Linked DNA regions of Mus musculus: region 1 is linked to region 2. Evidence: chromatin loops called from intact Hi-C (ENCODE). Cell type or tissue: left cerebral cortex. All regions are shown on one strand. Each heading gives the region's core, and the rest is flanking DNA. Links, peaks and the distances in the headings are about the cores only. Region 1 has its middle 62 kb from the start of Car10. Region 2 has its middle 2.9 kb from the start of Car10.

Region 1 (2,924 bases), core at 100-2,599, 60 kb before region 2:
CCCCTCCCCATCCAGCCTCTGACTGCTCCACATCCCACACCTCCTCCCCACTCCACCCCTTCTCCACGTGGATGCTCTCACACCCCAACCCCACCTGACCTCTAAACTCCCTGAGGGTTTAGGTGCTTCATCTCTGATGAACACAGACCTGGGAGTCCTCTACTGTATGTGTGTTGGGGGCCTCATATCAGCTGGTGTGTGCTGTCTGTTTGGTGGTCCAGTGTTTGACTCTTACTGAGGCTATGGAATGCTCACAAAAAGGAATCTATCATGACTGCACTCTGAGGGACCCAACAAGCAGCTGAAAGAGTCAGATGCAGTTATTTGCACCCAACCAATGGACAGAAACACCTGACCCCTGTTTTGTTTTGTTTTGTTTTGTTTTGTTTGTTTTGTTTTGTTTATAACTGGAGATGGAATATAATTGTATTGCTTGGAGTGGTGGCTCATACCTGTATTCTTGGCATCAGGGAGACTGACACAGGAAGATTGCCAGGAGCTTGAGGTCGACCTGGTCTATGTAGGAAGTTCTACCCCACCCTGAAAGAAGAGAGTTAAAATGTAACATGTCCTTCACAAAGGGCTTGCCAGCTGTAACATTAATACTAGCTATTGTGTATAAAAACATCTGCAGGGCTTATAATAAGGAAGTGATGAGATGTTTCAGGTAGACAGCTGTTATAAAGTTACCTATCTTGCTGCTTTGCAAGGGTCTTTTTGTGTTAGGGCCTTTGTAGATGAAGAGAGAGGGGAAAATGAATGAAAGAGACAGGACTGGGACAGCCTGGAATGAGAGGTATAATAAAATGCATGGCTAGGTAATTTTTCACATAACTATAGGCACAGACAGTTAGAACAGTTCACTGTGATTGTGCAGTCTGGTTCCAGATTTATTGGTGGAATTAATTCCTACATTTTCTGTGTGGAGCATTATACATTCCACTCCAATCATTTTTAAATAATAAATTAATGTTAATGTATTTTTTGTTCTGGCTTAAATGAAAAGGATGAAGAGCAATTGATAGCTTTCGAGTTTTTAGAATGCCTTTCAATAAGATAAAAAGCAGAAGGCCTCCCAAGTTGCCTCTTCTAAAAACAGAAAGTAGCCATCTGCTTGCTGGGCCTGTGTGGTTATTCTACTCTCAAGTGCTGCACCAACCAGCAGACCAGGCACAGCCTGAGGCTACTTCTTGACCAAACTGGTGCTTCCACAATCATGGTCCCAAGAGTTTTAATTATGAGTTGGTTCAGTCAAGGTGTCCTCTGTAGCTATTTAGCCATGTTAATGAAGAGAAAGAAACTACTGCTAACTTTTCTAGACCAGAAGATAAAAATAACCCAATGATCTGACTAGTCAGGAGACTGCCTGGATCTCCCGACTGTGACTTCGGCTCACAGGTGGGACTAGAGAGGAAATTGCCTTGCTCTTTATAAAGCAAGTGCTATGTTGGGACTTGAGTAGAGAGGGGAATGCACCTATTTTAATTTCCTTTGTTCCTCTTTTGTAATGTCTTCCTGTATCTATTTCCTGTGGCTACATCTTCACCTATCTTTAATTGTCTGTTTGTCTTTCTGCACTGTGCAAGCGATGACTTCTTTTACGCTTTCCTTTGATTTCTAGTGAACACACTTTTTAAGGGCAAACTCTATAGCAAAGGTGACCCTTTTGTCCATGAAATACTAGACTCCGATGGTCTTTATTTAAGTTTATTGATATCTGAAAGAATGACTAAGCATTGGGAAAAAATGCTGACTCTTAATTAGTCTTAATGATTAATCCTTCATCTGCTGGCCACAGCTCCAAGGACAGCATTCTGTGCTTTGTTGCTCGGTAATTGATACAAAGCTGAAAATTCTTTTTTGGGAGATATTCATGCAGACAGTTAGCTGACAAACCCAAAAGTGCCCTCTCTAGCCATCCTCCTTCACTGTGCTTGTTAGGAAAAGTAAGCTCTCTTCTGCAGGTCCCCAGAGCTGCAAGCAGGTCTCACCATTCTAGGCAATGAGACATGAGCAGAAATCTGAGGGGAGACTGTGGAAAAGTGTGTGGTTCCCCAATGTACAGAGCAAACAAAGTCTGGGCATCTAGCTTCCTGCTTTGGATTCGAGCATGAGAGTCGTAACCATTGCTGCCATCCTCAAGGCAAAAATTATTAAATCCAAAGCCAGTGTGCTAAAGAAGACAGTGCTAAAATCAAGAAGACACCAGCTAAGTGTCTGATCACATTGCTAAACCTTCTGACTTAACTACTTACCATCATCAGTCTATTTGATGAGATGGGAAAAAACGGTCTCTTTATGCAACTTTATTTTTCTAACTGTCATTCTTGCAATTAAAATCTTTCTGATTAGTAGAGATCTTATGTCTGTGACACATGATTCATAATCTGTGTGAGGTAAATATAACACACGTTACACTTGTTTACCACTTCCTAGCTTACAGAGCTGTTATTCTTCCATACATTATCTCATTTAATATACACATGAAGATAATAAGGCAGAAATTCTTATCATTATCATAACTTTAAAGACAAGTCGATTTAAGGTCAGGGGATTTAAATAACTTGCTCAGATGCACAGATAAGGAGAGAGCACATTTTATTATTTAAATCCTTGCCCTTTGACTCCAGTTCCAAATGAAGTACAGTTTGCTCTTGTAGGAAGTTAAATTTCTTTTTTTTTTTTTGCACAGTTACTATGCTTTTAGTGATTTGCAATATAAAAGGGAATATATATGGCAGGCATCCTGATGCATGCTTAGATTCTAGCACTAGGAAAGCAGAGAAGTAGAGGCAGGGGGAACAGAAGTTCAAAGCCAACTATACACACACACACACACACACACACACACACACACACACACACACATATATATATATATATATATATATATATATATATATATACAGTGTCTCAGAAAATAT
Region 2 (2,924 bases), core at 247-2,746:
ACACAGTGATCAATCATTTGTCAACACTCATTCTTGCACATGCTGTTAACATTTGAACTCAGACCAGAAGGAGTCTTTGCTGTCCCTCTGAGCCTTACCCCCAGGGACAGTGACCAAGTGTTATCAAATCCTATGGACTTGAGATATTGATCCTTGACATGGCCAAATCCGTATCAACAGTGCACATTCACTTCACCCACACCATACCCATCCACTCAGAGCTTCCTTGGCTCACCACACCTAAATGATCATTCTTTCTCTAAGGAAATGACTTTGCACTCAGTGAAAATCAGCTGAATGAATGTGTGACATTCTATTCCTGGACTCTCTGCTCTTCTGTTTCATTGATTTATTTCTCTGTCTTGATACAACTGCCTCGCTGTTTTGATTATTGAAGTTTTATAAGTCCTGAAGTCAGATAGTTTGAATCTTGTAGTTTTTTCTTTTCAAATGTGCGTTGTATGTTTTAGGTCCTTTGCAAATTCATATAGATTTTAGAGACAGTTTATTTATTTTCTGTACATTTTGCTGCAGTCTGGTTTTGTTTGCTGAGATAGCCCAAGTTGCCATTAGACTCAAAATACCCCCGTCTCACCCTCTGAGATGCTGGGATTATAAGTATGTACCGTCATGCCTGAATTTTTTGAGATTGTAGTTGGGACCATATTAACTCATAATATACCTGGATGAAACTATTATTTTAATATTATTGAGTTCTTTTTAATCCATGAACATGACATATATTTTGTCTTTAAGTAATTTCAACTTTTGATAGGGATTCTATGTGTATATGCACCTTAGATAAAAACATTTAAATAAAAATTAAAATGATGTTTTTCCAACTGTTTCTCTCAAATTCAGAACTAGTGAAATCACCTGTATAGGTGGTTAGTTATATAAAGTAGGCTCTAAATATTCTTTTCCACACACATGGTTGATTGTGGCTGACCTCAGAGATGTAGTCACTGCAACAGAACAAAGGTCTTTCTGACTCCACTCTTCTCAAGGTAGTAGATAGGACATGGGGGAATGAAACATACATACAAAGTAAGGCTCAGGCCAAAGTTAGCAAATAGCATGACATTGTCTCAAAGAGTGTGAGAGAGATGAGGGTGAAGCCTAAAGGACACAGTGAGCCCTTTGTACTTGAACGCAGGCTAGTAGGAGAGCAAAAAAAAAAAAAAAAAGACAAAAAAACAAAAAACAAAAACAAAATCAAAAACAAAACAAAACAAAACAAAACAAAAAAAAACCCCCATGATTGTCTTCACCTTCTAGTTCCATATGAACTACTTTTAAGAAACATATCCAAACAAGTATGCTATGTTTTTACAAGTTTGACCAATCAGGTGAGTCACTTGCTTTAGAGAAGTGAATATAAAAGAAGATAACACACCACCACCACCATCACCACCAAATTCAGTGTCATCCTCCTGGGAAATGGAACTGTATTTCTTCGAAAGTCTAAAGGCAACTGATACTGTATCTCACGGTTGAGCTTCACCAAAACTCTACTCAATTTTGTAAAACACTTACACTGAATTTGTAATGGAGAAATTAAAGGACTAGAAATGAGATAAGATGAAAGCAGGTTTGGAAGAGGATTTCAAAAGACATAAAGATTTGGATATAAGGGTCTGGAAAGATGTCTCAGTGTCATACTACTCTTTCAGAAGATCTGAATTCAGTGTCCAGCACCCACATCCAATGGCTCACAATCACCCATTACTCCCGCTCAAGGGAATCTGATGCCCTCTTCTGGCTGTCAAGAGCACTGCACTCACTTAGGAATAAAAAGTACTGTATTTAAAGATTCCTACTTAATATTTTCTCACTGAGTTTTTATTTGGATTTAACGAGAGGGTTTCACTGTTTAAAATGAAACATACAGATCAATCCTAGAAAACACTTAAGAAAATATTGTTATTTCTTTAGGAGACTCTAGTAAGAAACCTAAACACTGGGGGCATGTTGTGTTTATTGCCAGATTGCAAGTGTAAGAGAATTGGCCTTTAGACTCCTAGTTAGAAATGCTCTGGTCTGTTCCCAATTGCCAGTAATCTTTTCTCTCTCTCTTGATTTTAATTTAAGTAACTTTGAAGTTACATAACCTGCCAGTATGTTTTCAGCCCGACTTTGATTGTCTCTATGTGTGTGGTGTGAACACTTAGACTTTCCCTAAGCTCCCAACACTTCCTTCACGGTGATGCATTTCGTTTTCTCAAGCATGAAATGAATTTGCATAGTCTGGACTTCCCAGACGTAATCTCTGTACTACCTGTTAGTAGTTGTGAGGTAAATAGAGACTCTGAGATTGTTTTATAAGATATGTATTGTACAGGGATCTGCTATGGTGGCTCAAATGTGTGCCTTCCAAAATTCATGTTGGAATCGAATCTCCAATGTGCTTATATGAGAGGTAGACCTGTAGAAAAATGATTAGGTCATAAGGATTCTACATTCACGAATGGAAGGATTTACCCTTATAAAACTATCATGGGAAGTGCTTTAAAATATTTTGTCTTTCTGTCTCCTGTTGTATAAGGACATAGAAAGAACCCTTTCTCTCAGTGTGGAATGTCCCAACCTCAGCCCTCTCCCAGCCTCCAGGAGTGTAAAAAATTATTTATAAATTTTGTGGGCTGTGCTATTTTGTGAAAGCATCACAAATGGACCAAGACGGGATGTTAATGATGACTAAGTGAGATAATTCATGCTAGAGACTCATCAATGCCTGGTCTATGGAAATCAATCAATACATTTTTTTAACTAACAAATAATCTCATGAGTTTATTTTTTAAATACATTATAAACAATGATAAATTAAACGTTTACAGTGACAGTGGCAGGTCTAGGCAGGAAAGAAAGGGATGAACTATTATTTACTAGCATTGGTCTTAAGGCAAAATGTACAGGAAGGCACA

Evidence for each region. Hi-C counts contacts between places; a loop is a spot of excess contacts. Peaks named below come from ENCODE experiments on the same cell type or tissue, not always from the same donor. Only the 100,000 strongest peaks of a DNase experiment are listed, where the experiment ranks them.
Region 1: it touches region 2 in a loop (4-fold over the local background); 2 of 42 quality-filtered maps call a loop at or near these places.

What each region holds. Positions count from the first base shown.
Region 1 is chr11:93,034,568-93,037,491 of GRCm38, forward strand. No RefSeq gene overlaps it. Among named protein-coding and RNA genes, the nearest start is that of Car10, 62 kb to the right of the region's middle. In left cerebral cortex, for the core only: no CTCF peak of the experiment used is centred there; a DNase peak (open chromatin) is centred at 1,141.
Region 2 is chr11:93,094,039-93,096,962 of GRCm38, forward strand. It overlaps a transcript of Car10 not described here. Among named protein-coding and RNA genes, the nearest start is that of Car10, 2.9 kb to the right of the region's middle. In left cerebral cortex, for the core only: a CTCF peak has its summit at 1,757 (motif pointing left); DNase peaks (open chromatin) are centred at 1,761 and 2,195.